2 separate regions of the Homo sapiens genome follow, and region 1 is linked to region 2. Evidence: chromatin contacts called from ENCODE Hi-C or POLR2A ChIA-PET data. All regions are on one chromosome and are shown on one strand. Each heading gives the region's core, a stretch centred on a gene start or an enhancer-like site at or near the end of the contact. The rest is flanking DNA. Distances are from core to core; before and after follow the strand shown.

What was found. A loop is a pair of places that touch in the nucleus more often than their neighbours do. ChIA-PET counts read pairs that join two places held with the same protein, here RNA polymerase II (POLR2A).
Region 1: a loop to region 2 is called in a map of endothelial cell of hepatic sinusoid, with 2.6 times the contacts of the local background. The contact joins two enhancer-like sites. A Hi-C loop is called at or near these places in 1 of 168 maps with a recorded cell type or tissue (endothelial cell of hepatic sinusoid). POLR2A ChIA-PET finds 5 or more read pairs at or near these places in 2 of 52 experiments (HEK293T and OCI-LY7).

The regions. Positions count from the first base shown.
Region 1 is chr12:104,514,821-104,521,906 of GRCh38, reverse strand. All of the region lies in intron 1 of CHST11 (carbohydrate sulfotransferase 11), which reads right to left. Among named protein-coding and RNA genes, the nearest start is that of CHST11, 61 kb to the right of the region's middle. RefSeq lists an enhancer at 1,408-1,457. Within about 2 kb of position 2,491, at least 5 of the 41 ENCODE cell types and tissues checked have a DNase peak (open chromatin) inside an H3K27ac peak, as active enhancers do.
Region 2 is chr12:104,406,645-104,413,334 of GRCh38, reverse strand. No RefSeq gene overlaps it. Among named protein-coding and RNA genes, the nearest start is that of CHST11, 47 kb to the left of the region's middle. RefSeq lists an enhancer at 980-1,039. Within about 2 kb of position 4,599, at least 13 of the 41 ENCODE cell types and tissues checked have a DNase peak (open chromatin) inside an H3K27ac peak, as active enhancers do.

The sequences.
Region 1 (7,086 bases), core at 1,242-3,741, 110 kb before region 2:
TGCCCCAGCCTGGGTGACCCATTCAGCAGCCATGAGCGGGGATAAAGGCAGAAAATGCCCACTGGCAGGGAAACAAGATACGACTCACCAGGCTGGGGACAGAAGAGGCCCATTTCAATCAAACAGTGGAGTAGACTCAAATCAACTTTTCCTCAGTGGGCATAGAATCAAAGAATCACTGTGGGATCCCCAGAGGACAGAGTGAAGTACTTTGACACCGTTACGCAGGACACCTCCATCCAGCCCTCATTCTCTTAGCAGGATACCATTTCTTCCCAGGATGTGTTGGGGCAGAAGCTAGATGCAGTCACCTTCCTGGAATTAGGTCTGAGCTAAGCGTCAGGAGAGCTAGCTCTCTATGACCACCTCACTCACTCAGTGTATTCTTGGGCAAGTCATTTCACTTTGGGCCCGAGTTTATAAAATAAAGACGTAAAACGACATCATCTTTGAATTCCTTGCCATCTCTGACAGTATACGAAACCAAGATCCACAGTCACAACCAGGCTGACCAGACAAAAGTCTGCAGGGGGATTTAATCCCAAAACGCGGACCACAAAGAAGGGAGAAAAACCAACCTGCATGTAATCATATTCACCCAGGCTCACCTGTTGCGGATATGCATTGCAGAAAAGCATGCAGATAAGGAGAAAATAGTTATATGGGAAGGGAAAAGGTGGAGGCCCAGAGAAGAAGAATGTTCACCTTAAAGGTCCCACCAGGGTAGACTCGAATACAATGGCAAATCTCTGAACCTTCCTTTGGATCTCCAAGTCATTCATCTACAAATATGTATTGAGCAACTTCACTGGGAGACAGGATACTGAGATCAACTATTATCCTTATCCTTATTATGATTACTATTTAATTAGGGCAGCTGGGGAAAAAAAGACATGTCTAATTAAGTGCTCAGATTCTCTAAATAGATTTTTTAAATCCACCATTAAGATTCAGAATATGTTCTATTCTTTCCCACCGGACTCACGTATTCCAAAGGAATATCAGACAGTCACCTTTAAAACAAATGGACCACAAGCCTCCAGGGTCAGAGAACAGAAGGGGTGGCTGCACACGCCACTGGCTGCAGACTGTCTGACTTCCTGAGCAGATACAAGCAAAGGCCAAGTGCCCTCAAGGGAATTCAAAAGCCCCTGCCATCCCCGCTCCCATGCTGTGAGCCTGGGACAGATTTAGCCTCCAGCCACAGAACACTTCACTGCACCAGCTTGATGCTCAGGGCTTATCCTGAACATGGCTAGGATCATGCCCCAGGAAGAAGATCCTATGAGTGAACAAAATTACGCCATCCTAAGAATCCCCTTCAAGAAGTGCTTTGCAATTTCAGATGCTGGAACAATCTATCCTATAGCAGACTGAGAGGTTTGTTTTTTTTTGTTTTGTTTTGTTTAAAAAAAAAGGTTACACAAGTGGCTAAGTAGCAGCAGCAGTGGTGCTCCTCCTGACCACCACCCATGTACTAACCCGCCCTTCTTACACTAACAACTGCTGCTCCTACTTAGCAAACTAATCACTAACCATTAGTCCTACTGCCTCTCACTGAATGCACCCATGTCCATTCCTTTAGGCTTATAAAGCATTTACTTCTCCATTAGCTTATGTGGCATGTAAGATCCTGAGAGATGAGCAGAGCAGGTGCCATTGGGCCCATTGGACAGATAAAGAAACTAATGCTCAGTAGTTCAGAGACTGTCCTGAAGCCTCCCCAGCTGATGAGCAGTGAACTGGTTTTGCTGCCTCATCCCTTACTGCCTGTAGCATGGGTGTGCAGAAAGACAACAGACAACTTTGATCAGTTCCGACGCCAGCAACTAGGAATGAAGCTAAGACATAAGGAACATGGAGCTCCTGCACCCCGTTCCCTGATGGAGTCCCAGTCCCTTGCACAGCTGTGCCTCCTAAATTAAACACACGCACTCTCCATAAGTAGTTTCCTAGGAAAACCAGACTACTGTCCTTTAGGAACCAACCCTGCACCTGCAGAAAAGCCTTCAACAAAACCAACTGTGAAGGCTTTGCCGAAACAGTTCTCAGAACAGCTGTCCTGGTCCTGCCACAGCACAGGAAATCATCCCATCTTGGCAAACCCCACTCAACCATGTTTCCATGCTGCAGCCTTAGAGGAATGAAAATATCAATCTGAGCCAAGCAAATCTAACAGGCTATCATGCAAAATGCTGGTGTCAAATCAAGCCTCAACCAGTAATTATCCATCAAGCAGGGCCATAATAACCGGCTCCCTGGGGTCACTTCGCTGGGAGGCAGGGAGGTGGTTACTAAAGAGGGAGTTGGAATTGGACAAGTGACAGCCTTAAGAGAAAGGCGTTCATCTCACTTTTCTAGATTCTTCTACAGGTTAGGGGGTTCTACCCAACCCTCTAACCAAACCTATCCCCACTGAGGTCAAAACCCATCCTGTGGCTGCCTCGAGGCATTTATGATGACGCACTGGGGCAGATCTCCATCTATCATGCTGTGCCCTCCTTTAAGTTTAAAGGAAGTTGGCTTTAGCTAATGGTCTGAAAGGTGCTTCCTTTACCAACTGCTGTCATTAAACTAGCAAACTATTAATTTAAACTCTTATGGTAAGGGGGTTTCCTGGAAATTCCTTAAAGGAAGTCTGTAATTGACAGTGTGGTTAAACATCATACAGACAGCACAAAAATCCTAATCAAATACAATTAGTGCAGGCTCAAGTCCCCTTGTAGACCAATAGCACTTTTGTTCATAAGAAGTACTGTGCCATACCCCTGTTTAGGGTTGGGACTATTATGGAGAAAGAAACACACACACACACACACACACACACACACACACCTCAAGAGTCCAGGCCTAGGCCTCAAAGTTCATCATGACATTTGCTCCAACTCTATAATCCGACTGAAGAGAAGAAAGAGTTAAAAAAAAAAAAAAAGAAAGAAAAAAAGAAAAAGAAAAGATTTTAAGAAAAAAATGGTTTCTATTAAAATGCATAACACCATCTTTCAAAGATGAAAGGACTTAGTAGAAACACCATAAACCTCAGAATTACACAGTAAATTGCTTCTTTTGTTTAAGGCAAATTAATATTGGATCACAGATAAAAAATAAATCCTCCCAACATCCCCAGCTAAAGGATGCTATATTCATTATGCAGCTTGGAAGACTGCATGTTGACTATTTTGTAGAAAATGAATGAAGGGTTGGTTATAATCACCTTCCCACTCAAATCCTGTCTCATTACCTGAAGTGTTTTTCCTGCAAAGTGACACACAAATGATTTTCTAGTCTTCGCTTTCTTCTCATAAGCCACCATATGCAGGGCGAGGGAAAGTCCGGGGTGTATTAACTATGCCAGTGAATCTGCCCGGGGTCCTTCAAAGTGCTTCCCAGAACACGGTGCACAGACATCGTATTTGCCTAGGTCTTTATCAGAGTCCAACTGAATCTGGCACAAAGGCAACTGACAACCTCTGAATATCCCTTACCGAGCCCATATAATTAGTGAAGGAAATACAGCATGATAACATGTGTATCATCCGAATCTTCCCTCCTTCCTACTCACGCGCTCCTGTCATACTTGCTAACTCAAAGGTGGTCTTTATTTTTATGTTTATTTTTTTGAGACAGGGTCTCGCTCTCTCACCCAGGCTGAAGTGCAGTGGCACAATCATGGCTCACTGCAGTCTTGAACTCCTGGGCTCAAGCAATCCTCCCGCCTCAGCCTCCCACGTAGCGGGGACTACAGGCACGTGCCACTGCGCCTGGCTAATTTTTTTATTTTTTTGTCAAGTAAGGGTCTCACTATGTTGCCCAGGCTGGTCTTGAGCTCCTGGGCCAAGCTCCCACCTCAGCTTCCTAAAGTGCTGGGATTACAGGCGTGAGCCACCATTTCTGGACTCAAAGGTGGTCTTGACTCAGAGGCGGGAACTTCTCACTGCCAAAGCGACCTTAGATCCAAAGTTATCCAGTACGATCCTCAGTGGGAAAAGGCACTGACATGCAGTAGGTATTCAAAAAGTGTTAGACACTACACAAAGAAAAGGGACCAATTATAAAATGTCTGGCTTCATTTCGCCAAGCTCATCAGGAGTCAGCTTAAGGAACACCACATCCTTGTCATTCACCTCTATCACTCCGATTCCACATTCCCACAGAGATGAAATTCTTCCTGAGGTCAGGTTCCCAGGTCGCTTTTGAGGCAAAATTTCTCTTCTAAGAATTTGGTACAGCCTCTGAAGTAGGGTGAGGGTGATGGCATCTAGAACTAGGGACTTCAGTGTGGCCAGAGGACACCCACCTCCACATCATCACCCGGGAGCTGGTTACAAATGCAGGATCAGACCCCAGGCCAGGCCTATGGAATCACAACCTGCAACTTAACTCCAACCCCAGGGAATTCCACATGCATCTAAGTGTGAGAAGCTCTGGTGTACAAGTGATGATTGCAAACAGGGGTCTGGAAGCCCCTACACCACCCCCTGGTTCTCCAGACATTAAAATTGACAAGCTTCAGAAGGAAGAGGGCACTGATGACCATAAAATGAGGCTGTCAACAGCTTGCTGCTCCCCTGTGTAGACAGACCAGGATTAAATCGGCTTCAAGACACCCATCCAAGCGCGGGTGCAATAAAAGGCTCTGAGGATGGAGCCCAGGCGCTGAACTTTGGGGTGCAGTTTTAATTTCGCTGGACAATTCTTGGGCTTCTCTTACAGTGCACCCAAGATTTTACAGACAAAAAAGGCTGCAGAGATCAAATTCCAGCTTCCCCCAGTTACTTAACCACTCAGCCTGGGAATGTTACTAAACCTCTCAAGGCTCTTCCTTCATCTTTAAGTGGCAGTAACAGCTATGATGGAGAGGATTTGGAAGGGGGGAAAGAGAATGCATGAAGAGAGCTTAGAGCACATAAGAAGTGCTCAGTAAACATCAGTTATTGCCTTTTTACCATTCGTAACTCTAGAAGGAAGAACAAACAGGAACATTTTGCTCCATGATCAACTTAGGCATAGGATAGAAGGTAGAGTGGAGGAAATCAATCCAAATGAGCCCAACAGGGCACACAAATTCAAAAATACATTTCTGCTAGGCTCTCCTAATGTGCCCCTTCTGCTTGGTGCCCTGAGCTTCCGTTCCTCTTTACAGCAAGGCATGCCTTTAATTCAGCATGCCCAGTGGTGACTTAGGTATCAACTCATCCTAGGGGCTCCCCCAGGCAAAGAGGCCAATTTTCAATGGATGGCATGTTACCAGGGAGCCTCAGAGGAACACTATAAAAGCACCTCACTCTTTTATCTGTATGTCTCCCCTCCTGGAGTTCAGATGGGCCAAAAGCATGGACTCAGGGGCTCAGGCACTTTTCGTAAGCCTTAAGCCCTCCAATTCCAACCACGCCTAAAAGTGGATGGAGGAAATGATATCCACCTCATTGCTTCACATAAGGGATGATGACTAGCAAGAGAAAAAAAGGCAATGAAAAAATTGCAAAGATGACCATTTTAGTAGCTTGTATTTTAACACAAGGATCTGAGCCAATCACATAAATCGTATACTTCTCACCAGGATATGAACAGACACCGTGCTCTCTGCTGAAGAAAAGGTGAACAGGAGACAAAAAGAGTCAGGGTCTCTGCTCTCTCAACTAACATTTGCCCCAATTTTGCCCCTAGGGGACATATGACATTGTTTGGAGACATTTTTGGTTATCACAACAAGTATCTAGTGAGTAAAGGCCAGGAATGCTACTAAACTGCCTCCATTGCACAGGACAGCTTCCAGCAACAAAGATTTTGTTCAGCCCTAAATGTCAATACTGCCAAGGTTGAGCTTCAACTCTTATCTGCCTGGAACTCCTTCTCTTAACCACTGCACTACATGGTCTCCCTTCGTGTTTCCTATTGTTCTGAAGATAAAATAATTTTTTTAAAACAGGATCACATATCAGATTACCACAGCTCTGTAGCCAATGCTGAAATTAAAATACACACAAAAATGCTCTATGCACATTGCTCTCCTTTGACCATCTCCAATGCTTGCACCCCAAGGCTTTTGAACTTGCTTCGCCCTCTGCCTAAGCAGACTCCCCGCTGCCCCAGCCCCATCATGTAGGTTCAGGGCTCACACCCCACCTCCTTCACATCACCTATGGCCTTCTCAGTATGGCCTTTCCTAATAGTCCCCACTCTCTCCCCCTGCCCTTCCATATCATCCATCACCCTCAGGCGGGTCAGGAGTTTTTATTTGTGTATTATCTTACTCCTCCCCCTAGACTGTAAGCTCCAGGAGGGCAGGCATTTTCTCCTGTGTCACTGCATTTTCCTTACCACCCCTAACAGTGTCTGGCACACAGCAGGAACTCAAAGAATATTTGGTGAAACAATGAATGAATGAATGAATGAATGAAAAAACAAACTAGCTTTGATTTCTTCCTCAGAAATTTGAGAGCCTTAGCTTTCCCCAAGCTTTAACACCATCGGAGGGAAAGACCTCTGTGTAGAACGCGATTCACCTTGCTACAAGATGAACAATAACCACTGTCCTACATCAGGGGCTGGCACATTTTTTCCTGTAAAGGGCCAGATAAGTGCCTTCAGCTTCACAGGCCTATTCAGTCTCTGGAGCAACTATTCAACTCTGCCATTATCGCACAAAAGTGGCACAGAAAGTACGCCAACAAGGGAGCATGGCTGAGTTCCAGCGAAACTTTATTTAAGGACATTGAAATCTGAATTTCATAGACTTTTCATGTGTCAAGAAATATTGTTCTTCTTTTGATTTTTTTTTCCCAACCATTTTAAGATGTAAAAACAATTCTTAGCTCACAGGCTATACAAAAGCGGGAGACGGGCTAGATTCAGTCATGAACTTAGATGCTTCATCCAATAATACGACACCACATTAAAACGACCCAGAGTCCTTTCACAATGGCCATCTCATTCATCCTCAGAACGACCCTAACAGATTGGTTCTTCATATCCTTCTTTACCCCAGTTTACCGCTGAGGAAACTGAGGCACAAAGTGACTCATTGATATAGTTCAGATATTTGTCCCCTCCAAATCTCATGTTAAAATGTGATCACCAATGTTG
Region 2 (6,690 bases), core at 3,350-5,849:
GTCCTGCTATGAGTCACCCACCTGCACAAGCTCTCTCTACTGCACAACTGTTCTGCAAGGCCCACTTATCACCCCATTTTACATCTGAGAAACTGAAGTTCGGAGCCAGTAGGTGATGCCTCAGTGAAGCGCAGCTGGGAGGGGCTCACCTGGGCGACTCTGAGGTCTGCTGGGCTCCCGGGTCCCCTCTGCGTATGGGGGGGTCAGTGTCGCCAGCTGACCCTTCTCTTAAATCTGAGACTGCAGGTGATACAACTCAACCAGTTCTCCAAATGAGAATCAGTGAGCTGAAGAATTCTTCTGTTTTCACTCAAGTTTCCCCTCAGAACTTGCGTCTCCCTAACACCTCCTGTTTCTGGTCTGAAACCTCCCTATTTAAGTCCACAGCCCTGGTCTCTTCCCCACTCCACCACCAAATCGTGCCTCCCACCATCCTCCTCGCTCCCGGTGCCCCCACCCTTCGCATGCATTCCGTCCTTCCCTTTCCACGGCCACACCCACTTTCACCTCAGGAGCCTGAAGAGCTGTCTGGTGGCTACTGGCGCCCTGTTCCCAGCTGTATTAGCCTGTTCTCATGCTGCTGATAAAGACATACCCCAGACTGGGTAATTTATAAAGGAAAGAGGTTTAATTGACTCATAGTTTCACAGGGCTGGGAAGAACCCAGGAAACTTATAATCATGGCAGAAGGGGGAAGCAAATATATCCTTCTTCACATGGCGACAGCAAGGAGAAAGGCAGAGCGAAGGCGGGAAAAGCCCCTTATAAAACCATCAGATCTTGCGAGAACACACTCAGTGTCACGAGAACAGCATGGAGGTAACCGCCCCCATGGCTCAATTACCTCACACCCAATCCCTCCCACAACACGTGGGATTATAGGAACTACTATTCAAAATGAGATTTGGGTGGGGACACAGCCAAACCATATGACTGGCCTACTTTCTCCCTCTCCCTGTCCCCACCAGCCAGACGGACACGCCTCGGTAGCCCCAATCACATCTGGTCATAGCTCCCCATCACCTCCCAGATTAAGCATCGGGTCTTCATCACCGCCTTCCTCACTGCCTATCACCTCCCACACATGCTGTGCTCAGGCTGCAGCTGATCTGTGTGACTCACTCCATTCCCCACTTTTGCTCATGATATTCCTTTTGCTGGAAATTCTCAGGAGGAGGGTCTGTTGAGTGCCTGCCATGCCAGACACCACTGAAGAGAGAGCAATGGAACGGGGTTGTGTGTTACAGGGCTTTATTCTTTACTGGAAAAGGCAGGCAGTGAACAAGTCAATCAACGCCATCATCACAGATCCCAGCAATTGCTATGAAAGTGGTAAAACAGGTTCAGCTGACCTTCCTGATCATGCGCTGTGAGTGGATTACAGATGTGCAAAATGGGGAGCCCCTGGAAGTTTCCGCTACCCCCTCTGGCTTATCCATTCAGGCCAGCAAGCCACACAGAGTACTGTTTCTGCCTCTGCCATAATGTGAAAAAGGCTTGAAAAGCATGAGTGCTGGGGAAGTCCCATGTGAAATGGGCGCCGCCAGTGGCCTGGCTGCTGCCTTGGCGTTTGAGCTGAGATGGAAGAGAAGCCCCAGGTAAGAAGGTTCAGGGAAGAGCAATCCAGGCATGGAGGCCAGCAGGTGTGGCAGAGCTGCAGGTGCAGCGAAAGCAGAAAGGAGTCCCTGGGGCTGAGCAGAGGGGTCGGGGTGGGAGATGATGCAGGAGGAGGAAGGGCCAGATCCTCCCATTCATAGTGCAGCCTACAGACCCACCTCACCTGGAACTTGCTAGAAATGCAGAAATTTGGCACCACCAGAGGACTACTGAATCAGAATTTGCATTTTATTTTATTTTATTTCATTATTATTATTATTATTTTTAGACAGAGTCTTGCTCTATTGCCCAGGCTGGAATGCACTGGTGCCATCTCGGCTCACTGCAACCTCTGCTTCTGGGGTTCAAGCAATTCTCCTGCCTCAGCCTCCCAAGTAGCTGGGATTGCAGGCACCCGACACCAGGCCCTGCTAATTTTTTATATTTTTAGTAGAGACGGGGTTTCACCATGTTGGCCAGGCTGGTTTTGGACTCCTGACCTCAAGTGATCCTCCCGCCTCAGCCTCCCAGAGTGCTAGGATTACAAGCGTGAGCCACCACACCCAGAATTTGCATTTTAGTAAGATCCCAGGCAATACATATGCACATTACAACTGTGGCCAGGACAAGGCCACATAGGGCCTTATAGGCCATGAAAAGGAATTTTAAATGATCTCTCCCTCTTTTTGAGGTCAATGCCTAGTGCTTATTCCTCTAGGAAGCCTGTCTTGATCCTTATAAGCTGTTGAAATTTACAATCTTTTAGGTGACTAATATGTACTTGGCCCTAGTTACTGAATCAAACTATTTGAGGTCCAAGAGTATGTCTTAGTCATTTTTACTTTAGTTTTTTATTTTTTGTTTGTTTTGTTTTATTTGAGACAGGGTCTCACTCTGTGGCACAGGCTAGAGTATGGTGGCACGATCACAGCTCACTGTAGCCTTGACCTTGTGGGCTCAAGCAATCCTCCCACCTCAGCCTCCTAAGTAGCTGGGACTACAAGTGCATGCCTCCACAGCCAGCTAGTTTTTCTATTTTTTACAGAGACAGGGTCTCACTATGTTGCCCAGGCTGGTCTCAAACTACTGGGCTCAAACAATCCTCCTGCCTCAGCCTCCCAAATTGTTGGGATTACAGGCATGAGCCACTATGCCTGGCCTCTTAGTCATTTTTATAATCTCCAAATCCCCTTGTAACATCTTGCTCATAGTGGGTAAATTGCCAGGAAGAAAAAAACAAAAACAGAAAATAATACAGTCATGTACTGGGATATGTCAGGTAGAGTGATACCATATTCAAATAAGACTCTGAACTCTTTGCAGGTAAAGTGACAGAATCCAACTCTACTGGCTTAAGCAAAGAAAGGGAGAACTTATCTCCCATAATGGAAAAGTGTAGGAGAATAGCTTCAGGCATGGCTGGATCCAGGTGTTCAAACTATAATATGTAATCAGGAATCTGTTTCTCTCCAGTTCTCTTATTTGCTTTCCTCCATTCTGGCTTCATCTTTAGGACCAAGTCCACGTATTGACAAAAATGGCCTCCAGCAGTTCCAGACCTATAGTGAACCAGCCTAACAACCTGGAAAAAAGAACCCTCTTTCTCAATTTTTTTTTTTTTGAGATAATCTCACTCTGTCTCCCAGGCTGGAGTGCAGTGGCGTGATCTTGGCTCATCACAACCTCTGCCTCTCAGGTTCAAGTGATACTTGTGCCTCAGCCTCCTGAGTAGCTGGGATTATAGGCAGGCGCCACCACGCCAGGCTGATTTTTGTGTTTTTAGTAGAGATGGGGTTTCACCACTTTGGCCAGACTGGTCTCAAACTCCTGACCTCAGGTGATCGACCCGCCTCAGCCTCCCAAAGTGCTGGGAGTACAGGTGTGAGCCACTGTGCCCGGCCCTCTTTCTCAATATTGAGGACTTTGGTCCTAGGCCAAAGAGGGCTCAGGAGGTAGGATTTAGCCCCACCTGAACCACATGGCCTGGGAGTTGGGGCAGGGGAGATCCCTAAAAGAAAATCTGATGCTGTTAGCAGAAAAAGGAGGAAGGATGTCGAGCAGGGAGCAAAGCCATTCACTACAGCTGGCATCAGACAGATGCTGTGCCAACATTAAAAATCAGGATGTGGAATGACATCTGTTAACCTGGGGAAAAATTCATAGAGTCTTGCTAAGTGAAAAAAGTAAGCTGCAAAACACTACTGTGAAATGACACCATTCCGAGGTATGAAAATATTATAGTGTAAGTATGCCTAGAATTAATTCTTAAGGCAATATCCCAATGCACCCTGGTGAAGTGGAAAGTTTTCTTTTTTATATTTGTTTGCAATTTTAAAATTTCTATACTGAATATCTATTGCATTTACTATTATTTAAAACACATTTTAAAATTAAGGTGTGTGTGAGGATTGATTTTATGTGTCAACATGGCTGGGCTATGGTGCCCAAATATTTGGTCAATCATTCTGGATGTTTCTGTGAAGGTGGGTATTTTTTTTTATGAGATTAACATTAAAATTGGTGGACTTTGAGTAAAGCAGATTGCCACCTATAATGTGAGTGGCCCTCATCCAATCAGTTGAAGGCCTGAATAAAACAAAGACCAACCTTCGGAGCAAGAAGGAATTCTTCCAGCCGGCTGACCTTGGACTTGAACTGCAACTTTTCACGGAGTCTCCAGCCTGCTGGCCTATCCCATCAGATTTTGGACTTATCGAGCCTCCACAATTGTGAAAGCCAATTTCTTAAAGTCTCTCTCTACACACACACACACACACACACACACACACACACACACACACACTCCCTGTTGGTTCTGTCTCTCTGGAGAGAACACTCACACAATCCAGCTCCTGCCTTCTATCAACTCCGCGAAGAAGATAACAGCAGTCAGGAAGCTTGTGTCCCAGCCCGGGGCTGTCTCTTACCAGAAGGTTGGTCCCAGGCAACTCCATTCTTCCCTGAGCCTAGCTTCCTTATCTCTAACCCCGAGGGTGACTCACTATTCCAGCCTTGACTGACTGCCAAATGGCCCAGACAGGGCCAGTGATAGTCCCACAGTGCCCGTCCTTAGTATAATTTCTCAACACTGAGCTGCCAGTCACTTATTTCTGAAGATTAGGTGCTGCCATGAGTTTCTTTACACAAGAAGTCAGTGTGGAAAAAAAAAATAGAATAAAACAACAAAATCTCCCGAGCCGAGAGACTTTTCTAGTCACTGATGAATAGATAAAAAGAAACGTCTGTTTCATCTTCATGCTTAAAACACCTGCAATATCAATACACTTCCCGATCTCATCATTAGCACTGAGAAGACTGATCCATGCTTAAACCCAACAAGACTTAGCTCCCAGAGTAAAGGGCCTTTGCCTCTTGGCTCACCTCTCTGGCTTTGTACTTTCTTTGTGCACTGAAGATCAAATGTGGCATGAAGTGAGAAACTCACTTCAAACCCCCACTCCGAATCGTTGAACAGGTTCTAAAAGCACTGGAGCTGAAAGTCCCCTCTCATGATTCCAGCCCGTGTGCACTGGACATGCCCAGAAAGGAAGCCCTGCCATTGTCTGGGATGTGTCTCATTGACGTCATCAGCAGTCTTCCTTGAGTTTCCCAATGTCCCCAACACTTCCCCTGGTGGTCAACTATCCAGGTAGTTCTCTTGTGGCTTCAGGAATGCTCAAGGTGACCCCTAGGGCCTATTGAAATAGTCCATTAATGAAAATCATTCTGTCCAGCCTATCATTCTTATGCCTCTCAGATATGGCAGCCCCTTTAGAGAACAAAAGATTTCCATGCTTCCTTCACTATGTGGAAATGAAATTTACAGATAATTTTACCTTCCTGCACACACAATTTAAAAAAAATCAATAGAATGTCCTATCTATACTATGAAGAAGGAATAAAAGTAATTTAGGATAAAAACAGACGTAATGTAGAATAAAACAATATCCATGCTGTCAATCATTCCACAGTGTTTATGAGTGTCTACCTCCAGGCAAGGGTGTCAGTGCAGAACAGCAAAGAAAACTGTCAGGAAGGGGGATACAGCATTGAGGGCGTGGGCTCCTAGCTCAGGCAAGACCTTACTGGAAGTCCTAATGAAATAATTAGATGCTTGCATCTCCTGTGTTAATGAATTCAATGAATATTTACCAAGTGTTGACTGTGAGGCAGGCACTGTTCTAGGGGACGGAAAGTCAGGAGTGAACAAACCCTTTCCCCCCCGGGTTGCCATTCCAGGCGGGGGCATAAGTTTCAATGTAAGAGGAATGAGGAGGTCAGGAGCCAGTGTCTACAAGGAAATCAAATGAGCTGCAGGTATGCAAGGACATGAGAAGAAATGTGAGAATATCATATCCTGCAGGAAATGGAGGGAGGGAGAGTCATGGGTCACCCCCAGGTCTCAAGCCCTGCTGAAATTTAGAGCAAGAATGCTTCACTGGAGCAGAGCAAGAAAAGAAATATATCTGTGTCATCTTAGAAGATACCCCAGACTTCCCAGATCTTGAGACCTTCAGAAACACAGATTAAAAGCAACCCCCAGGCATCCTCCTGCCTCCCACCTCATAGAATTGATGTTGGTTTTTCCTTCTCCCTAGAATGCTCTTTGCCCAGGAATCCTCACAAACTCTCTCCTTCACTTCATTCAAATTTATGCTCATGACACCCTTTAGGGAGGACATTCATGTCCACTATATGCAAAAGAGCTCCCACCCTCACCCCATCCCAGCCTGCCCTCCTACTCCACTCCAGTTGTCACTCACCACTCCTCAACATTGTGTTATGTATTTACCAGTTCCTTTGGTGGTTGTCTTGTCTCTCCTACTCAATCTAAATTTCACTAGAGCAGGGGCCACCTGTTTCATTCATTGCTGTCACATCAGCAATTGGGACACTGCCTGGCACACAAGAGGCCCTCAATAAATATGTGTATGTTCTGGGTACTGTGGCTCACATCTGTAATCCCAACACTTTGGGAGGCTGAGGTGGGCAGATTGCTTGAGCTCAGGAGTTCAAGACCAGCCTGGGCAACATAGCAAAACCCTATCTCTACAAAAATATAAACATTAGCCTGGTGTGGTGGTGTGCACTTAT